Regions from separate parts of the Mus musculus genome. Here region 2 is linked to region 1. Evidence: chromatin loops called from intact Hi-C (ENCODE). Cell type or tissue: left cerebral cortex. All regions are shown on one strand. Each heading gives the region's core, and the rest is flanking DNA. Links, peaks and the distances in the headings are about the cores only.

Region 1 (5,380 bases), core at 268-5,267:
CCTATTCCCCCAGTAAAAATATGAAGAAGTGTGTGAATGCTTAGTCTTCCTTGGTCTTTCTAGAAAGACAGACTGAGCCCTGGTCAGACCATTCCAACCTTTTGCCATTCCTTAATCCTGTCTGTTGGAGCTCTGGAAACAGTTCTACCTGACTTTCCCTGGCAGATAGCAGACCTTTCTCTCTTTCCGCATTTCAGACAAGGAGATGATGACTGTGGTATACCATGTCTCATATGTTCCACACCTCAGTCTTGCAGGGCACATAGCTGTATAGCATCACCTGTGAGAACTATAGAAACACAAAAAACTGTGGGCTCACTAGAGAACAAGCTTCTCAATTCCCTGGACTGAATAGCTTTCTAATGCTATTTGCAGAACTAACCCTAGCCTGAAGGGTTAATCTGATTCCCCAAGTCAATATCCTCCAAACAACCAGCCAAGAGTGTGTGTTGGTTCATTTCTGTGAAATGTGTTTCCCCAGTCACCTGGGCTGGCCTGGGCTGCATTGTATCGGCCAGCAGCTGCACTGCACTCAAACTGACAGCTACATTAAACCTTGGAATTCTGAGGCAATAAAAAGTAAATTAACTCTTCCCCCACCCCACCCCTTGCTGGTGGAGTAAGTGAATGCATGTCTGTAGTGAACCTTGGTACTGAGTGCATACCTCTAACTAGTCATTGCTGGTCTGTCTCAGGCTAGGATCTGGCATTCAGACTACAGCCAGAGCTCTGCTTTCCTAGTGTGTGGTGTGTTCTTCGAGGTTGGGCTAGTGGGTCACTTTGCAACTGCTGATCCCTGAACACTAATCACACCCCAGCTTCTGAGAGACTTCATTGTCGCCATTCTGGGAGCCATAAATGGGTTTATTGAATACAGTTTCATATTCTCAGGCTGATTTGTGTCTGCTTGGTGAAGAGTGTACCCTAACTTTAGTGAGATTTTGTAGGCTCTGGTACATTCTTCAAATACAAGTTGAACCAGAAGAAGCCAGAAGGATTTGTCTAAGCCAAGCATAGGACCATATACCTGTGATCCCAGCAGTCAGGATCACTGAGGCTTTGAAGCCAGTCAGGGCTACATGGTGAGTTCCAAGGCAGCCTGGACTACAGAGTGAGGCTCTTCATACCCTTCTACCCACCTATAACCTTCGGTCTCCTCAGCAAAAAGCTAGATAGGAATGGGTGGCAGAGGGGCTTGACTGAACCCCACATGTTCTCAAGTATCTTCAAGCTCTTCATAGCCACAAGGATTTTACTTTGTGCCCTTCCATCAACCTGGACTCCTAAGGCTTCAAGGGCTGCTATGAGGTGAAGGTTAAATGGCGCTTCTTATTAGGATAAGAAAGAAACATGGGGAAAAAATTCAAGACGTCCCCCTTCTGCTTAAACAGGAAACTGTTCACGCATGGAATTGACCTCTCAACCCTTACATCATCCTCTCGCAGATATTAGCTTTTCAGTTCAGGCCTCTCACCTGGGTTTTTGGAGAACATCTCTTTCTCCTCCTCCTCCTCCTCCTCCTCCTCCTCCTCCTCCTCCTCCTCCTCCTCCTCCTCCTCCTCCTCGTCATCATCGTCGTCGTCGTTAGTTTCTTGATTCTTATTTCCCATACCTTTGTCACAGGTTGGCCCATGGGTACCAACAAGATCAGGCTGACCTGATTGGAGTGACTTTTCATTGAAGCATTTTTTATATCTCCTTGATTCTGATCAGTCTAGCTTGACCCTTGGACTGCTTTTATTTATATTTCTGACTTGGGAACTCAGGGCACTTCCCATGTCTTTTGGCCCCAGCTGCTGTCTTACAAAATCAACAGGGTAAGAACTCTCATCTACCTTATCACTGCAGTGTGTCATAAGGTTTTGGCACAAGGTGAGTAGTAATGGGCAAAAGATAGAGGTGGGCAGGAGTCCCTAGTGATGAGCAGCAGTCTCTGGGAGGAGTCAGTTTGCTTTATCTGAGCCTTAGGGGACAGGAGAGCATGGTAATGAGAACCACATGGTACCACATATTTCTTCTTCTTGGATCCAAGATGGTAAGGGTGGGAGGATGAGAGGGATGTGGGGCCTCCCACTGAGGAAACTGTGGGTGATTTTCTGCCGCCTCTCTCTGGCTGGGGATACTACTGCCTACACCCTCATCCCTAACTATGTCCTCAAGCAGCCTTGACCTGTTTAGCACCAACCATGACCTCCAAGCCAAGAATTCAGATGGGAGACTTTTCACCTTCTTCCTTCTTACTGGCGTTTTTCCTGTTTATTTTCCAAATTGCTGCTCTGCAGCCAAGCAGTGCCTGTTGGCCAAAGCTCACCACGCTGTGGGATCAGACTCAGGCAGTGGGCTCAAGTGGCCAGCAGGGCACTGGGGGAGGAAGCAGGGAACTGGAAGAGCCTCCCTGTGTGTCTCCCATGGGCAGCACTAACCTCAGAGGCAGCCCTGAGCAGCCCTATCACATCCGGTGCTTGTCTCTGCAGCCGGACCGGAGGATAAACTATCAGAGCTGTGGGGCAGTGCATCATTCCTCTTATTATTTTCTTCTCTGCAGATGGGGTCGTGGAAAGTTCAGTTCCTTTTAACCCTCAAAGTTCTGTTTATTCTACAGCTGGTAGCCTGAGTGCCGCGTTTCCCATTACATCACAGAGGAGCCCAGGCAGATTTCTGCACAGAAAAACGTGTTGCAACTGTTTATTTTTTTCCATATTTAAACATTTCTGACAGCCAAACTCAGCTGAGCCAAAAGATGGAGCTTTGTGAATGAGTCTGGTTGTTGGTGTCCATGCAGAGGGCTTTAGAAAACCTGCATCCCCCTGGTGATTCTTCCCAAACGTGTTCTTCTTGCTAGGCAAAGCCTGGGAAGTGACTTGGTTCTGCAGTACACGTGTGTTGATTATGTGCCGTTGTATGATTAATGGGACCATGTTCCGCCTGGTTCCCAGGACGCTCTTGAAAACAAGATGTTTCATTTCATTGCCTTTTCCTAGTGTAGTGATCTCAGTAAATAAACCACCTCAGCCTCCTTCCACCTGGAGCTGGTGAGGGAGGGAGTCCCCATGGCTCTCAGTGGCAATTCCTGGAATGCCCTCTTTCCTGTCATCTTGGAATGGGAGTTGGGGGTTTAATGGCATAGGTCTCAGCCTACCCTGTAGGCTCATGGACAGTACCCCTGGGAGATTTCAGGGGACCCTTAGAACTTATTGGCATAGAGTTTCTTCGTACTCAGTCTTTCCTGTGGAGTTTTCTTGTTGTTTTGTTTTCTATTTGTTTTTTATAGTATTTCTAACATCTTAGCATCTAGAGGGTAGATGCTATTCCATCTCCTGGGTTAGAAGCTTTTCTGGAGGAGAAAATCAAGTCTGTAAACTTGGCAACCATTGGATACAATTACAATTGAGGTTCACTTAGGCAGGCAAAGTTTAGGTGATGTTTAGCACCCACCAAACAGTCTGAGCCACAATAGGTGATGGTATGAACTAAATGAACCTTCTTTCTATAATTCTACCTTGGAGTTTTAAGTAGAGAGAGAGATTTTGTAGTTTTAGTTTTCTTCTCAGGTTTATCCAGAACCCGATGATGTGGGACTGGCTGACCAAGCATCCTGGTCTGTGTTGGACTAGGGGACTTAAGAGATGTGAAAATTTTAGTGCTAAAACTTGGACAGTCCCAGGATGGTTAGTCATCCTGTGTCTAATGTACAAGTGAGAGAAGGAAGAAGGCGTGGGACAGCCAAGATAGCATTGAAATGAGCAAGAAGCTTTCCCTTCCAGAGCAGACTTTGGCAAGACAGGAAGGGGGATTTTCTTGGACATGTATTCATTTTACTGCTTACATATAGAGAATTACTTTATAAAGTATTTCTAAGAGGGAAGCCTACGTGACTACACAGTGTGACTACTCCCTGTGTGCCTGTGGCTGAAGGAGAGAGGCTAGTGCCCAGTTTCTGTCTGTGTGGTATATACTTGACTATGCAAGAGCAGGGACTTCTGAGAGCTGCCGTAGGCACTGGGTATCTAGACTGTTTAAAGTGTCTCATCATACTGTCTGGAAAGGTGACAGAACCAGCATTAGGCAACTGGTTCTCCAAATTCTTTTTCTTTCTCTCTGGTTAGGATTAAAAGTCCCCCGATCAATTTCACCTTTACATAGAGAGTACACACACATAGATGGTAGCTATGGGCACAACTTAATATTACATTTTTGATAATATTTCTTGGGAGCTGCCAGCCAGCCTTACAGCTTTTGTTGCAAGTCCCTTTCCATTCCCAGAGCAGGAAGAACACTTTCACCGACCTCTTTAGAACCGTTCTTCTTTTCTTGTCTTGTTTCTCACAGGGTTGCTGTGGATGTCTGGTCAACACTAGCTGATTTCTGTAACATACTGACTGCAGTCAATCAGTCTGAGGTGCCACTGTACAAGGACCCAGATGATGACCTCACCCTGCTTATCCTGGAAGAGGATCGGCTTCTCTCTGGCTTTGTCCCCTTGCTGGCTGCCCCTCAGGACCCCTGCTACGTGGAGAAAACCTCGGATAAGGTCAGCTGCAGGCCAAACATCCCTTCCCATTTACCCACTCTCTTAATTCTCCAGACTTTATTCTTGGGAAGTTTTCTGTGCAAACGGAACATGATTAAGTCATTGAGAAGGGTGTTAAGGGAAAATATCGACCTTTTAGCCGCTGACATCCAGTTCTGTGTCCTGAAAAAAAATCCCTCTCAACTTCCTTTGGGGGGGGGGGTGTCTCCTGTGTATGTGTATGAGAGAGAGAAATGAAGGGGGGGAAGGAAAGGAGGGAGGGAGGGAGGGAGGAAGAGGGGGGTGGAGGAGAGAGAGCGCAGAGCTCCTGGCATGTTGTATATACGATCATTTCCTCACATGTTTAAATAGTGCAGCTTGTGTTGGCAGTGCTCTTACTCAGCTCCAAATGGTTTGCATCATGCTTAAAGCACCCTCCTTCCTTCCCTCTCCCTCCTTCCCCAGCCACAGAACTCTGCACTAGGAAAACAGCCAGGGCTTTTTCCCTTCTCTAAGGAGGAGAGTGATAAATAGGTGACTAGAGAGAAGCAGACACCATGTGTTAACGTACAAAAAAAGCTTTTAGGAATATGAAGCATTCCTCGCTGCCTGGTTTCTATTTTCCTTCCTCTAAGGAGTGTTTTAACTTGACTTTTTTCTTGTCTGTTTATAGAAAACAAAAGCCATTCCCTGTTACCCTGGTGGGGACTGTGGAGAGTCTAGTTTAACAGTTGGGTCTTTAGCCAGTGGAGAGTAGGGCATTCTGGGTTGTTCCATCACACTCGTGGGGAATTAACAGTCTCCTGTGCTAAGGCACTTTTCAGAGAGTCTGTGGCATCCTACTCCCAAGAGGAGAGCCCTTTGGGGAGT
Region 2 (5,380 bases), core at 331-5,330, 64 kb after region 1:
CCTACTTGTTCCAGATTAAGGGTCTTATTAGGAGGTTGCTGCTGCTAAGGCCTCATGAGCGTTCTTCTCAAGCCTTTGGTGGGCTGAACTTACTGGTCCTTTTCCTCATTCCGTCTCCTCTGCAGTTTCTCTTGTAGCATATTCCTGCCTGTGGTGTATACTTACCTTTTCATCAGACATTTCAGTAGAAAACAGGAAGGGAGATAAGGTGAAGAGGCATTGGACCATTCTAATTACAGCTCAGTGCTGGTTCCTATGGATGTAACTTAGTGTAGAGTCTTTGCCTAAAATGCTTAAATGTCCTGAGTTCCACCCCCAGGACAAGAGGGAGGTATTTCTTTATTTTTTGTTGTTAGTAAAATATTTCCCTGGGGGTTGGAGAGATGGCTCAGTGGTTAAGAGCACTGACTGCTCTTCCAAAGGTCCTGAGTTCAGTTCCCAGCAATCACATGGTGGCTCACCACCATCTGCAATGTGATCTGATACCCTCTTCTGGTGTCTGAAGACAACTACAGTGTACTCATATACATTAAAATAAATAAAATCGGGCTGGTGAGATGGCTCAGTGGGTAAGAGCACCCGACTGCTCTTCTGAAGGTCCAGAGTTCAAATCCCAGCAACCACATGGTGGCTCACAACCATCCGTAACGAAATCTGACTCCCTCTTCTGGAGTGTCTGAAGACAGCGACAGTGTGCTTACATATAATAAATAAATAAATAAAAAATAAATAAATAAATAAATAAATAAATAAATAAATAAATAAATAAAATCATCTTTAAAAAAAGAAAACAACAAGCTTATGGATATATAAAATATATAATATATCCATATATTATATATATATTATATAGAGATAAATATTATATATATAAAATTTGTTGACCACCACTCTCCTGATGTAAAAAATGGCATCAACAGTGTGCAGTGGAATGACCAGCTTGTTAAATACAGGGAATATATCATCAAAATTGCCACCCCTAGAATAGGCAGGCTCCATACTCTCTTCAATGATTCCAGAAAGTTCTCTGGATATGGATCGGTGTTGAATCTGTTCAGCAGTGTTGACAATCTGATCAGAAGTGATATCTCCTACAAGGCTTAAATCTCAGCACTCAGGAGGCTGAGGCAAGAGCACCATGAATTCAAAGCTGCATAGCTAGAGCCTTTCTCACAAAAACAGACAGACGACTCTGCTTTTTAGTATTTAACATTTTTCCTCTTGTTTTCCTCCTCTCCTAGTGGTACCTTGTGAGCCCCAGTAATCAGGAAAAAGGCAGAAGGTGCTACCTCAGTCTGAGCCTGTCTGTTCTGAATGGTTCCACAGTCTTCTGCAGACCTATCTTGTCTCTGGTTGTCTTGACGATCCATCTTGGGGCAGACCAGTAAGAGGTGTAGGACTGACTTACTATCTGCCACCTCACATTAAAAACTTGAAGTCAAGTTTGGTAAGCATGGCAAAAGTATCCGGTGACTCTGGGTGGCCAAAGGTTGTGCCTTAGCTTCTTCCAAGTCAGAAGCAGAAAAATTAATTCCTAGGTTTCCAGTTTAAATATCTTATGGTGGCTGCTCATTTTATTAAGATGGGTATTTCACTTAGAATGTATTTGTATGGCCTAAAAACACTTTGCCAACAAGCTCCAGCAACCCTCCTAACCCTCCCGTCCAGAGTCCTTGAATTACATGAATCTGTAGCATGTCCATGAGTGCTGGGAATTTGAACTCTGGCCCTCAGTCTTACATAGTAAGTGCTATTCCCTGAGCCATCCCCATAGTTGCCTAATATGGATTTATATGTATAGGCTTGTTACTTTATAACAAGTATATCTGCTATGCTCCCTTAAAACTCAGGAAAGGAAATGAGCCAGGCATAGTAGAGTACACCTTTAATCCCAGCACTCAGGAGGCAGAGGCAGGTGGATCTCTGAGTTTAAGCCCAGCCTGGTTTACAAAGTGAGTTCCAGGACAGCCAGGGCCACACAGAGAAACCCTGTCTCAAAAAACAAACAAACAAAAACTCAGGAGGGAAAAACCCAATGATTCATGAAGATGTCTCCCTTAAGTCTTTCTATGTTGGATATAAATGTTGTTACTTGGTATACACACACACACACACACACACACACACACACACACACAGAGGCACACAGGCTATGAGTGAGGACAAAAGCTCAAAGGCTCAGGAAGACAAAGGAAGAACTGGACAGAGACAGATGCCTAAAGTGAAGTAAGGGGCCATTGCTTTCCACTCCATTTAAGATGACCTACCTGCTGCCTTCATTTGATAAAAATGCCACATGCCCCTTTTGGCAGCTATATAACTGACCCTGGAATTAGGAATAATAACTCAAGGAACAATTTGAGAATTTTATGGTCTTATAGTGCCAAAGACAGCTTGTCAAAGGCTGAGCAGGAAAGCAGGGGCTGTTTCCTATGTTCTTTCAGTTTTCATGTGGGTCATAATTGTCAGGAACTAGTATGAGAATAAAGCGGAGTTTAGAAGTTTGAGGCTCATTATGCCTTATATTTCCTGCTTATTGTTTCCTGTTTGTTGCTTTTTGGTGTAAGTAAGGATTTGTTTACTTAACAAGGCATAATGCTCCTATTTGTAGTCCTAACACTCAGGAGACCAAAGCAGGAAGTGTCAACTTCAAGGCCAGCCTAGGTTACAAATTAAGATCCTGTCCTTTTTTTTTTTTTAATTAGAAAAGTTCTTTAAGTTTTATTCTCAACTCTAGTGGGAAAAAGTTTAAATAACTTTTATTCTTGCATTATAATACAAAACATAGACTTGGAATGGACTCTTTACTAACGTTTAAAAAGAAATGCAGTAATAAAAATTTAACTAAGAATGCCCTGAATGTTACTTGTAAAGACATCCTCTTCCCCCAAGGACCAACCTGATTGGGGCTCTCTAGACCGGTGCAGAGAGGTGAAGTCCAGCTAACGACATCGCCACTTGTGTAAGAGATTAAATAGAAGGCAGACATATAGAGATTTGTAAATATATACTTGGTGCCAGCAAAACCACAAAAGATGCTGTATTTGTGGTCTAGGGAAGTTTAAATAGTTGTGGTCAAACTTAAAATTCAACATAGACTTCTCCTCTGTGATGGAAGCCTTCCAGAAGCTGCGTGGTGGGTGTGTGAGCTGCATAGACTCTTCTTACGGAGCTGGGCTGGAAAAGACCGTTTCCTTCTTTCATGTATGCACCTACCAGTGTGACTTCCTGATACTCCAGTGACCTGCTTAGAGAGGACACTCAGAGGTCCTTTCTGCTCTGTGGCTCACTTGTGCAATTCTGATCAATAGCATCTCATCTCAGAACCTCTCCGTGCCCATCTTACATTGATGCTAGCACATTCTCACGGTGTTGTCTTTCTTATAGTAAGTCCCACCTCTCTCTACACTTGATTCTTAGTCTATGAAAGAAGAACATTGTTTTGTCCACTGGTGGGGTCCTGGTGCCTAAAATAGCAACTGTCATACCACACCAGGTGTGTAACACATATTCAATAAATGTACTCAGTGAAGTGCTTTAGAGTGTTTGGGGAGTGTAGTCTAAAGAGGGTCTCGTGTGGCAGACCCTAGGACTATGAAATCAGCCTGAAACACTTCAAATATCTTTATTTTTTCCTTTTTTGGGGGGTGGGGATGGGATGGGGTGTAGTTTTTTGACAGCTGGGCTGTCCTGGAACTCGGTAGACCCGCTGACCTCAAGCTCACAGAGATCTGCCTTCCTCTGACTCCTAAGTGCTGGGAATAAAGGCATGCACCACCACCACTGTACTTTCTATGCTGTGGAAACTGTGGAGTCCTTGAGACAGGCACTACAGCTTTCAGATGCACAGATACCTGACTTACACAAAGTTAAAGTTTCATTTTCACAGGAAAAAAAAATGCACTGTTTCTGGCTTTTGAAATGGTTGAAAATCCATTGGTATGGGATGTTTGTTGAATCGGTATGGGAGCTCTTTCTAGGCAGTATGCAGGCTGGAGCACATACACACTAGTTACATGCTTTTCTGATATGTAAATACAATCCTTTGTGCCCAGCCTTTGATCCTTCAACACCCTACCGGGCTGAGGAGTTTGTTGCAACTGACCACTCCTAGGCTTTGGATTTGAGCACATCTTTCTCCTATCTGCTTTCTTTGCTGCCTTTAGTAGGGTATCTTACCCGTCCTCCTCTGTTGCAATAAACATGTTAGGTTTTTCTGGGTGTGCTCCAGAGCCTCACTGCTGATGATCTGGAGCATTCAGTAGGACGTGTACTTCACAAATGATTTTGATAATCTCTGTGACTCTGTTAAGTATATGTATTATGTATGTATAAATATATGGCATTTATATAAGTATATTTATAAGGTTAAATAGAGAGCTCAAATGAGTCACATATGGCAATGGCTCTAAAGTAGACACCAGAAATTGGCCACAGGGCTAAGGAACAAAAGATCTAGAAACCTAAGGTAAGATATAATGTGCATTTTTATAATGTATAGTGTATTTTTCAGCTATACATTACTCAGCAGCTTGGGTTTGACCTGATTGGAACTGGAGTGCCACCAGATCGTGAGAAGGTCTCACATTGAATATCTAGACTGTGTTGTTAGAAGCAAGGGTGGCTTCAGCTTACACGACAGCTGTTAGTTCTGTCTTGTTGATTTTAAAAACTCAGACTGTGTAGGAGTTCCCTATACAGACTGATAGAGTTTTACTCTTTCTGTCCTATCAGTATGTAGCACCAAACCGACACTGAAAAATGTTTAGTTAGAGATGCGCATGTCCTTCTCATGTGCTTCTCAAACTGAACATGCACCACTCATTGTGGGTTGCTATAGCAAAGCCTGCTCTCACCCTGCCAACAGCACAGATTGAATAAAGAAACAGCAGTGGATCAAGGTTGAGCTCCATGGAAGCTGCTGAGTGTCCTCATTGGGCTCCACCAAATGAGCTTCCCAACATAGCTGAGCAGTGGCTTGCTACTTGTCTGTCCCTCTGCAGAGTTTCTCTGTGTAGAAAACATCAGAAGCTGGGGTCTGTAAAGTAAACCATCTCCAGACCCTTCACTGGTGCTTCCTTCAGAAAGACAAGACTGAGGGAGCCCAGAGGCTAGGGAGCTGGGGTCTTTGACATGGACAGAGTGAAATGCAAGATGATAGCACTGCAAGGCTGCTGAGAAAGCTGTGCACTTGAAAATTCTGCCCAAGGTCAAAGTGTTCCTCAACTCCTCACAAGTTTGGTGTTCTGAGTTTCTTGCCAAAAACCCAATTAAACAACTGATGTTTGTTTGTTTGTTTGTTTACTCAAGACCATCCTTGAGTAAGTTAAGTTCCAGGCCAGCCTGGCTACATAAGAAAACCCTACCCCAAAGTAAAGAT

What was found. Hi-C counts contacts between places; a loop is a spot of excess contacts. Peaks named below come from ENCODE experiments on the same cell type or tissue, not always from the same donor. Only the 100,000 strongest peaks of a DNase experiment are listed, where the experiment ranks them.
Region 2: a loop joins it to region 1, with 2.4 times the contacts of the local background. A loop is called at or near these places in 1 of 42 quality-filtered maps.

Annotation. Positions count from the first base shown.
Region 1 is chr11:75,049,433-75,054,812 of GRCm38, forward strand. It overlaps Smg6 (Smg-6 homolog, nonsense mediated mRNA decay factor (C. elegans)), which reads left to right. Exons shown (of 19, transcript NM_001002764.2): 13 at 4,330-4,531. Among named protein-coding and RNA genes, the nearest start is that of Gm51907, 80 kb to the right of the region's middle. In left cerebral cortex, for the core only: a CTCF peak has its summit at 2,341; DNase peaks (open chromatin) are centred at 2,023, 2,713, 3,839 and 4,962; H3K27ac peaks cover 2,270 bases.
Region 2 is chr11:75,113,487-75,118,866 of GRCm38, forward strand. All of the region lies in intron 13 of Smg6 (Smg-6 homolog, nonsense mediated mRNA decay factor (C. elegans)), which reads left to right. Gm51907 (a long non-coding RNA gene) reads right to left here. Exons shown (of 3, transcript XR_003949714.1): 3 at 2,870-5,380. Among named protein-coding and RNA genes, the nearest start is that of Gm51907, 16 kb to the right of the region's middle. In left cerebral cortex, for the core only: no CTCF peak of the experiment used is centred there; DNase peaks (open chromatin) are centred at 3,146 and 4,822; H3K27ac peaks cover 1,249 bases.